Linked DNA regions of Homo sapiens: region 2 is linked to region 1. A link is a contact called in ENCODE Hi-C data. All regions are on one chromosome and are shown on one strand. Each heading gives the region's core, a stretch centred on a gene start or an enhancer-like site at or near the end of the contact. The rest is flanking DNA. Distances are from core to core; before and after follow the strand shown. Region 1 overlaps TLN2 (talin 2). Region 2 overlaps TLN2 (talin 2).

Evidence for each region. A loop is a pair of places that touch in the nucleus more often than their neighbours do. Pooled maps may share reads with other maps.
Region 2: a map of psoas muscle shows a loop between it and region 1 (2.3-fold over the local background). The contact joins two enhancer-like sites. A Hi-C loop is called at or near these places in 6 of 168 maps with a recorded cell type or tissue (aorta, ascending aorta, cardiac septum and 3 more) and 5 of 50 pooled maps.

Annotation. Positions count from the first base shown.
Region 1 is chr15:62,474,032-62,478,632 of GRCh38, forward strand. The region is part of intron 1 of TLN2 (talin 2); the gene reads left to right. Among named protein-coding and RNA genes, the nearest start is that of TLN2, 86 kb to the left of the region's middle. Within about 2 kb of position 1,780, at least 3 of the 41 ENCODE cell types and tissues checked have a DNase peak (open chromatin) inside an H3K27ac peak, as active enhancers do.
Region 2 is chr15:62,513,516-62,518,116 of GRCh38, forward strand. All of the region lies in intron 1 of TLN2 (talin 2), which reads left to right. Among named protein-coding and RNA genes, the nearest start is that of TLN2, 130 kb to the left of the region's middle. Within about 2 kb of position 2,401, at least 2 of the 41 ENCODE cell types and tissues checked have a DNase peak (open chromatin) inside an H3K27ac peak, as active enhancers do.

The DNA of each region.
Region 1 (4,601 bases), core at 530-3,029:
TGCAGTGAGCCCAGACATGTGCCTTTGAGCTCCAACCTGGGTAACGAGCGAAAGTCTGTACTAAAAACAAAACAAAACAGAACAAACAAAGGAATTGTACAGCATTCAGAGAGACTTATAAAAGAGGATTCCTTTTAACATGTTAATTTAGCAGGGGTCCTAAACCTGAGGTTCAGAAAAGAAATTTCAGAGGGCTCATGAATCCTTGAAACTGAAGGCATAATTGTCTCTATGTTCTCCTTTTTGAGTGAAAGCATCTATCATTCTCAGAGGAATTTGTCATCCCTTCTCCACCCCTTTTTCACTCAGTAAGAATAAGGGATAATATGGGCCAGTCTTGGTGGCACATGCCTATAATCCCAGTGCTTTGGGAGGCTGAGGTGAGAGGATTGCTTGAGCCTGGGGGTTTGAGACCAACATAGTCAGACCCTGTCTCTACAAAAAATAAAATAATAAAATAATTAGCCAGGTGTGGCAGTGCATGCCTGTAGTCCTAGCTACTCGGGAGGCTGAGATGGGAGGATCACTTGAGCCAGGAGTTTGAGGCCGCAGTGAGCTATGATTGCACCATTGTCCTCCAGCCAGGACGGGAGAGTGAGACCCTGTCTCAAAAAAGAATAAGGAATAATGTGGAGGTTATGGTAGTGTTTTGTTTTTTAAATGGACCCTGAGGCTGTTGACGATTCCTTGAAATATGTTTGGTTTGCTTGTGTCTGAGTCGTCATTGGCTTCTCACGTTTGAGAGTGAAAGGAAAATGAGCTGTAGGTTAGACTCCGGGCTGTCCCAGGTGGAATCCTTGACGATGCTGTGGGTGGCCTTGCAGCCTTTGACTGTTCTCTGAAATCTGCATCTCACTCTCTTGACCCAGAGTAACTAGAATGCTAATGGAAAAAAAAAAAGTGGGACTGGTTGCTGCAGTTTCAAAACAAATGACCTCACTGCCTGAGTTCTACGCTATGCAAAAGAAACCCTAATTTTTGCCTTATAAATAATAATGGACCTTTGGGGAAATAGAGCCAAATACCCATTTAGTGAGGGTGGGGTATTTGGCTCTGTCTCCCTGAAGAATCGTTTAACGATTTGTCATTGCTGAAGCTTACTCCCTAGAAACAGAATGCAACCACTGTGACACCAACTTAGTAATTATTTCCTAAGAGATATGGTAATTTAAATTTATAATGACTTTCATTTCTTCAAGTTAAGAAAATAAACTTTGTATAAGCCGACTTAATGGGGACATTAATTTTCAGTTCTGTTCCAAAAGTGTAACAGAATTTTGGAATTTTCTAGCTGAAGGACACCTGAGTTTTATCACGCTCCTCGTTTTATAGATGAGTTGACTGAAGATCTGCAAAGTTAGGTGTGATCTGCTCGAGGTTGCATTGATGTGTCAGGGCTAACCGAAGCTAGAATGCAGGGGAAAGAGGCAACTATTTGGATGATTATATTTGAATTAATAACCCACCAACCTTTAAAATGCATGATTTTTTGTGGTCTCCAAGCATTTCCTGGGATGGTTCTGGTCTTGGGTGGGTAAACCTGATGTATGGAACAAGAGCTTTTCTTCTTGTTCTTATTCTTTATATCTCATAAATTCAGATTTTTGAAAAAAGTTTTTCAGTTTCCCTCTACAATTTTTAGATTTTCTTCCCCTGCTCAAATGTGAACAGTTCTTTCTTGAACTTTGTTTTTGACGAAAACCAGGAGTTTCAGTTTGGCTGGTGCAAGTCATTTGGGATTAAGGAGAGAGAACTGGGGGCATGGTTAAGATCTGGAACTGCAGGCTGCTTTGTCTCTTCAGTTAGGAGTCAGACAGAGTAAGAATAACATTTGTTTAGAAACAGAGTTTTATTAGAGTGGTAATTTACAGGTAAAATGTAAGCTTTATAGACTTGATTCTGCAATTCTATTCCTGGCCTTGCTGTTCCTCGCTGCTGATTTAGGGCAAGGCCTATCTTCTGAGTCTTGGCTTTTCTCATCTGTGAAAAGAGGGGCTTAGGCCTGAGTATTTCCAAGGACCCTTGGCAGCCATATGACTGGACTCCACGGTGGGATATTTGCAGAGAGGCTTCTCTGGAGCTGCTGCTTGTGGGCTGGCACCAAAACTGGAGGCAGAGGGTGCCAGCTGTGTTGCTGCACAGAGCCTCAGGAGCATGAACCCTGTGTGGCATTTTTCCCTCCTCCTGCTTTGTCACCTGAACCCCAGCAGTGTTGTTCAGTGCCGGGAGGATGTCGCTCACCCGCTGACACGGCTACCTGCACTGACACATGTCATTTGTGTCTTCTCTGCCAGTGCGCTGCTGCAGGGTGACATCTGGACTGGCCTCCTTGTCCCTCGGATGCTCGGCTGCCCAGAAGTTTCTGGATCAACTTGTTGAAGACCATGAGTAATCTTCATTTCTACTTCGCAAGCAGCTCTAGACCTGTGGCATCTCCAGCCAGGTCTGGCTGATGGACTCCTGCCCTCTGTGGCCAGCCTCTCTCACACCCAACTCCAAGAGCCTGGAAGATGGCAGCAGGGACTCCGTACAGGGCCCTTCTGTTGCCCCCAGCAGTCATAATGGTTTTGGGGCCTTCTGAATCTACCTTCTTGGAGCTACTTTGTTCCATCACCAGAGCCAAACCTACGAGTCCTGATTCTCTTCTTTGGCAGTTAGGGGAGTTTTGACCACTTTCCTCTCTTTCACTTTGCTCCAGCCACAATGGCCTGCCTTTACTGGCCTTCGAGAAAGCACCCGCTTTATGGTGGCAGATGCAGATGCCATTTCCTCTGTCCAACATCCTCTTGCCTGGCATGTACCTTCTCATCCATCATGTCTCATCCTAATGCCACCCCCTTTAGAGATGCTTATCTGACTACCTTGTTTCAATGTCTTCCTCCATCCCCAGGTATGCATCCTCTTTCTGTCTCTGATCCTTCCGTGTGTCTGTCTTTGCACTTAAAACAGGTTAGATCTCTTTAGTCGTTAGTAGACTGCCTATTCATCCATTCATTCAACAAATATTTCTTGAGTATTTACTATGTACCAGCAGCTGAGATAGGCACAGTCTATGCTGTCTAGAAACTTCCAATCCATGAAGAAAGACGAGATCAAGTAAAAGCCTAAGTAAACTGTCATGCTATTTGGGCAGAGTGCTTTGTTCTAATTACTCTAAAGCATCCTGGGCATCTTGTTAAAACACAGATCCTAACTCAGTAGGTCTGGGTGGGCCTGAGAGTCTGCATTTCTAACAAGATACAGGTGATGCTGCTGCCTTCTAGACCACACTTGGAGAAGTAAGGCTGTAAGCTTTTTGATGAAAATAAGACTTGTCCTGGAGTGTGACTCTTGCTGAACTGCCTGGGTGGATGTGGGTAAAGTTACTGGAGACCCTCAGGGTTTTGTCTGGCCTTGGAGTCTCTTCTAGCTGCAGGAGACTGAGTGGTCTGAGATGTGAGCCTGATTGAACAGTAGGGGAACCTGTTACCATCACCTGCATCTATGTGCTTGTCCTCCTTAAGGTTATCATAGGTTGTAGGTTTGTCCATTGAACCCTCCCTTAAATGTTGTGCTTTTCACATTCACTTGGTGGAATCCTATGGGCTCTCTCTGTAGGGTGTGTTCTGTATAAGTCAGCATTTCTGAAAATACTGCGGATGTTTGGTTTTTAAGAGCAGACTGTATCTGCTGGGCCCATGGGGCACTTGCAGTGAGATGTTGAGAATGGAGACCATACTGGAAGCTGGGGACTGGGGCAGAAACCTTCGAGCAGGTAGACTGAGGGCAGGTCAGATGCAGGGCACTGCTGTCAAAGGAGAGCCTGGGGTCCAAGCAGCAACTTGGCCCAAGGGTTGTGCTCCTGATACTGGCAGGTGGTGGGGGGGATGGAGGGGGGGGTGCAGCGGGGGCAGAGGGGAGCGGGGCGTTGCAGGCTCAACATTGTCCAGCTGCTGCAGTAGACCTTCTCAGAAACGTTGCTTTACTTTCATAAGCAGCTAAATTGATTCTCGCCCTAAATAGTTAACAGCTCTAACAGCATTCTCGGAGTACTTCCAGTGTCCTAGGCCTTGGGCTAAGTGTGTGGCACACGTTCTTGTAACTTAACCCTCCCTGCAGCCCAGGAGGCAGGTGCAGCCTCTGATTTACAGAGGACAGGACTGAAGGAACTCACCCAGTGGGTCACACAGCGAGAGTGTGCAGTCAGGATCCAGCCTGGACTATCAGACCTCATGTGGAGTTCCTTCTCTTGCTTTTAACCCCTGCATCATGACTAGAAGTGGGATTTTACAGCTAGTGGCGAGATGGGGTCGCTTATTATTTGCATCCTAGGTTATTTGTTACTTTCTTCTTTTTACCCACCCTCAGCTTAGACCCAGATAGGACCCTCCCCTGTATGGCAACTTTAAAATGTTGCTTCTATAGCACTGTGGCTCCTTGAGGTGGGGGAGAAACTTGGACAATGTGGGGGCAGTCGTGAACAGGGAAGAGAGAAAGGGTGTGTTCATTTTGGAGGCAGACTTCTTGTCTACCTCTGCCCACCTCCGCCAGGCTCAACCGGAACAGCTCTCCAGGGGGACTCGATTGTTTCTGGTAGTCTGGAGAGCCAGTGCCAAGACCTA
Region 2 (4,601 bases), core at 1,151-3,650, 40 kb after region 1:
GGTCAGCTGGAACAGTGGAGGGAGTGTATCCCATAACCTTGTAGACCTTTACCTTTTGCTAAGGGCAAGTCACTTAACCTCCAGTTACCCATTTGTGAAATGGCCCATCATTCTTCCCCTGCAGGGTGATAGTGATGATGAAAAATGAGGTGTAACAGATACTAAAGGGTCTAGCAGAGTGTCTGGCATATGGACAACTCAGTAAATGCCAGATCCTTCTCTAGGTTTCAATCCAGATAGGGTCTAGAAGAAGTTCTACACAAAATTGGTGCTAAATAAATATTGATGGAATTGCAAACCCTTTCAGAACCTGTTTGGCATTTTGTAGCTGCAGATTAAATGGTGTAAAAGCCTGTAGCCTTGTGTGTTGGAGCTGTGACTCTGGCTCTGTTACACTGATTTCTGTCTTTAGTCTAGGGCGGAGAATATTCCAGATCTCTTACAAGTTAACCCCTCCGCCCTCTACTAACCAAAGCAAAAGAAATTCTTGTCAAGGAGTTGGCAGAAACCTCAACATTAGCTTTGCTATAACTTGAAAGACACAACTTTCTAGTTTTTGCATAATATATGCGCACAGCACACACTGTACCTAGCTGCTTTACTTTGGTCACCAGTTGCTTGTTGGCTACTAGCCTAGTATGCGAACACCTCCAGCTTTTTTAGTTCTTGTTGGTAATTAATTTCCTAGAGGCTCTTATTACTTGTGAACAAAACTTTTGAATACATTATGAATGAGGTTTTACCTGATGTCATTATGTCAGTAGTGTTATGAAAAAAATAACCATAAAACTTTCTTCATTGTGGCAGTGAAGTATAATTCTGTTAAAAAGATCAAATGTCTAATGCTCTTAAGAAAAATCCTGAGTCTCCCTTTACAAGTACGTATGGCATGTTGGGAACAAAGTTTTAATACGGTGCTTTTTTCCCCTCTCAAAGGTCTTTTATAACCTGTTTTAGGCAGATGAGCTTGTTTGATTAAGAGTGGTAATTAATTCACAGTGGTCATTAGCATGTAAATATAATGTGACCTTCACATACTGTAAGAAGAGATTTTATTTTAGCAGTTCATGGGCATTGACTTTTGACAGAGGGAAAGAAAGGGAAATTGTATCAGTTAGTTTGGTGTATTATTTCAAAACATGGAAATTAATTTTGTGTCAGGTTGTAATTGTAATTGAAGTGTTAAAGACTTCGAGAGTGGTAAATTGCATTTAATCTCTCAGTAGTCCTTAAGTGAGTATTCAACAGTTATCTTCCTAAATAATTGGCATTGCTAATGAGAAGAGTTAAATCAGTTTCTATCTTTACCCTGTTGGAGTGTGGAATTAACAAACTGGGAAAATGAAAACTTTCAACTTTCCCAGAAGAGAGTAAATATGCAAAATGCCATTTAAAAAAATATAACTCACTTACACCAAGGAGAGCGGAAATGTAAGTCTGGAACATTTTGTGGAGAGGAGCAGGTATGAGGCAAAGGTACAGACCTAGGAATTAAGAGCACGTGAACCTTGGAACTCCCTACACACTCTGTTTCCTTCTCTGTCAAATGAAGCTGCTTAGCTAGAGAAGATCTAAGGCCCATTTTAATGCTAAGATTTTTATTATTTCTGTTTCTCTGATTTTTTTCATCTTCTATTTAAATCTGTGTGGTAGATGGCTATCTTCAGTCATACTCCCAATATAATTTTAATCCCCCCAAAAGTATATTTATCATATCAGTTAGCTCTTGCTATTAGCTCAGCACTGTGTTGGTGAGATTGATCCATGTTGTTGTTTGCATGACTGGTTTGTTCATTTTTATTGCTGCATAGTAATCCATTGTGTGAATATACTATAATTTATCCATTTTACTGTCACTGGAAATTTGCATAGTTTCCAGACTTTGGCTACTCCAAAGAGCCAGCAAGTTGTGGTCTTGTTTTCTGGCATACCTGTGTGCAGGAATTTAAAACTTTCTCTTTCTCCTTTTCTTTGAAATATAACTATAACAGATCCTATTATGTGTTGGGTTTAGTAAACTTTGTGATGAGTGTTCTCCCTGAAGGAGAGGGCATTTCTTACTTAGATACAAGAAATTATCCTTAGGCTTATCTGTGTAGACATACTACCAGTGACTAAAGGATCACTGAAAACATGCATACAGTTTCTAGTTTTTAATTTGATCTTCATTTTAAGTGCCTTCTGTGCATGTTGGGGTTTTTGGTGTTTTTCACACATCTGATTTTTTTTCAGACGTGTGTTTTTATATCAGACTCCAGTGAATTCTTTTGGTAGTGGACAGGTCGTAAAGTATAAATAAATCCAGCAGAACATACTTGCCATTCCTCTTGTAGGCACCCTCTGCCTGTCCTTTATGTGTGCTGGGCTTGCCCCATAGCAGCTGTGGTTGCTGGCATGTCCCGCTGTGCAGTAGCTCGCTGCTGCTGAACCCCCTATGCAACAAGATCCTGGGTGGGGAAGGGCAGCTCAGGTATGATGTGGCCAGGACTCGAAGGGAGCCAATCAAGTGTGAATTTCAAAACTGAAGACATTTGATTAGTGTGACTCTACTTTGTGGATCATCCAATGCAACCATCTCTTTTTACAGGTGGAGACCTGGGTTTAGAGAGGTCAAGTGACTTGTGCAAGTAGAGACCATGTCTTTTGCTGCCGTTTCCGTTGCAGCTTATATGAAATTATTATTTATAGTTGAGAGGGTAAGGCAGTATGAAAAGAAGACAGTGTGCTCACAATTTATTATAGTTTTTGGCAATAAGAGCTTCTAAATTAGGTCCAGAACAACATGTGAGTTTGCCTTCTCCTTTTTGCAAATGACATACAGCATCCTTTCCTCTTTGGATTATGTTTTCAGTGTTTTTATATGGGTCATAGGTTTATTTTGGTCCTAATCACATTATGCAGTTAGGAGTTTTGCTGCTCTGCCTGAAGAATTCTACATTTTACTCTATTTGTTTTGACTACAAATAAGACAAAATGTGTCTGTCAGGTGAAGGAACATATTCACTCTATGGTGTTGGTAGTGACCTATAATTATCTCAAATCTTTTGATTTCAACTTTGGGTGCATGCTTGCTTCTGGACAGCTGTTGCAGCCTTGATCCGCCTCTTGTCTCTTTTCTTCCCATGGCTGAAGGCCTGGTGGTGTCCTTCTGCCTTTGGTACCATCAGTCTCTGCCCACCCAGCTTAATTGGACAGAAGCTCTAGGGGGCAGGTGATCAATCATACCACGACTCATTTGCCTGTGCAGTCATTCTTAGTAGCTTTGCCTCGTATCATTTTGAGAGCAGAAAGTTTTTTTGGGGCTGCTTATTTAAGATTTTAGGTAGGAGGTGAGGTAATTGCATGAGGCAGAATTAGGTATTGATAAACTTGGTCCTGAGTTTTATTGGAAAGGTGTAGGTTGACTGGAGTGGAGGGAGATGTGGGTTTCACTGGAACTATCCAGTGATGGGATTGTTCTGACTATGATGCTGTAGATTGAAGATATTGCTGCTCCGTCACCATGTGGCACCTCCTCACTGTTACTATTTCATTGAAGATCAGTGGATACGGATGAAAGAGCTAATAATATTTCAGTGGCTGGTGGATGTTCTGAAGCCAAGGATGGCGAGAGGTTGCTGCTAATTCAGAGATTACCAAACCTTCGCCGTTCCTCCCACTTTGTGCCTTGGAGTCCCCACTTTCTGCACCTGTGCCTTTCATCCTTTAGCCTCTTTGTCCAGTCTTTACTACTCCTTAGGCTCACCCTTGTCCCTTTGTCCTCTTCCTTTTCCTTCATACCCTGAACTGCTGTTAGTAGAAAATCACAGTAAAGGTTCACACATTTGTTGTACTTGGAATAAAATGGGATGTTTCATGTTTTTGCTTGAAAAATAACTGAGTTAAATCCTTATAGATACAAACATAAAGATATCCCAAACAAAATTGTTTCTACTTTTAAGTTTGCTTGGGGGCCATGGTGGTTTACCCCCACTGCATTTGCCGAGCAGTGGAGAAAAATGAGGTGGTGATTGCTGTTTTGCAATGAACCTGAATAATTATTCCACACCCCCAATATTTTAATTTTGTACCCCTTTTGTAAACAAAAAAATGACATTGGCCAGGAGAATGAGGACTCTACTTACATTCTAATTTGTTTTTTAAAAGTCAAACACACCGCTAATGTTATAAGAGAATTGGTGCTTTGTGGCTTACCACATTACCCACTTGGAAAAACAAACATGTTAATTCTAAGGAACATACTGATTTGATGGTACAAAAGTTTCCCAGACCTGTTGGGTAAGTCTGTTTGTCTCTTTCTTTTTTTAAATGAAATAATTATGGGAGACTCTGTAGCCATGTCCCAGCTCTGCCACTTACTTAAATATCCCTGGACATATTACTTGAACTATTTAAGCCTGAATTTTCTCATAAGAAAAATGGGGTTAATGATTTTACTTAGCCATAAGATTGTTGTGTGGAACGAGAGTAAAGCACTGACGTCAGACTGAGCACATAGTAAATGCTCATTAAATATTAGCTAGCAGCAGTTTTTTTTTTTTTGAGATTGAGTCTCACTCTGTCGCCAGGCTAGAGTACAGTGGCATGATTTCGGCTCACTG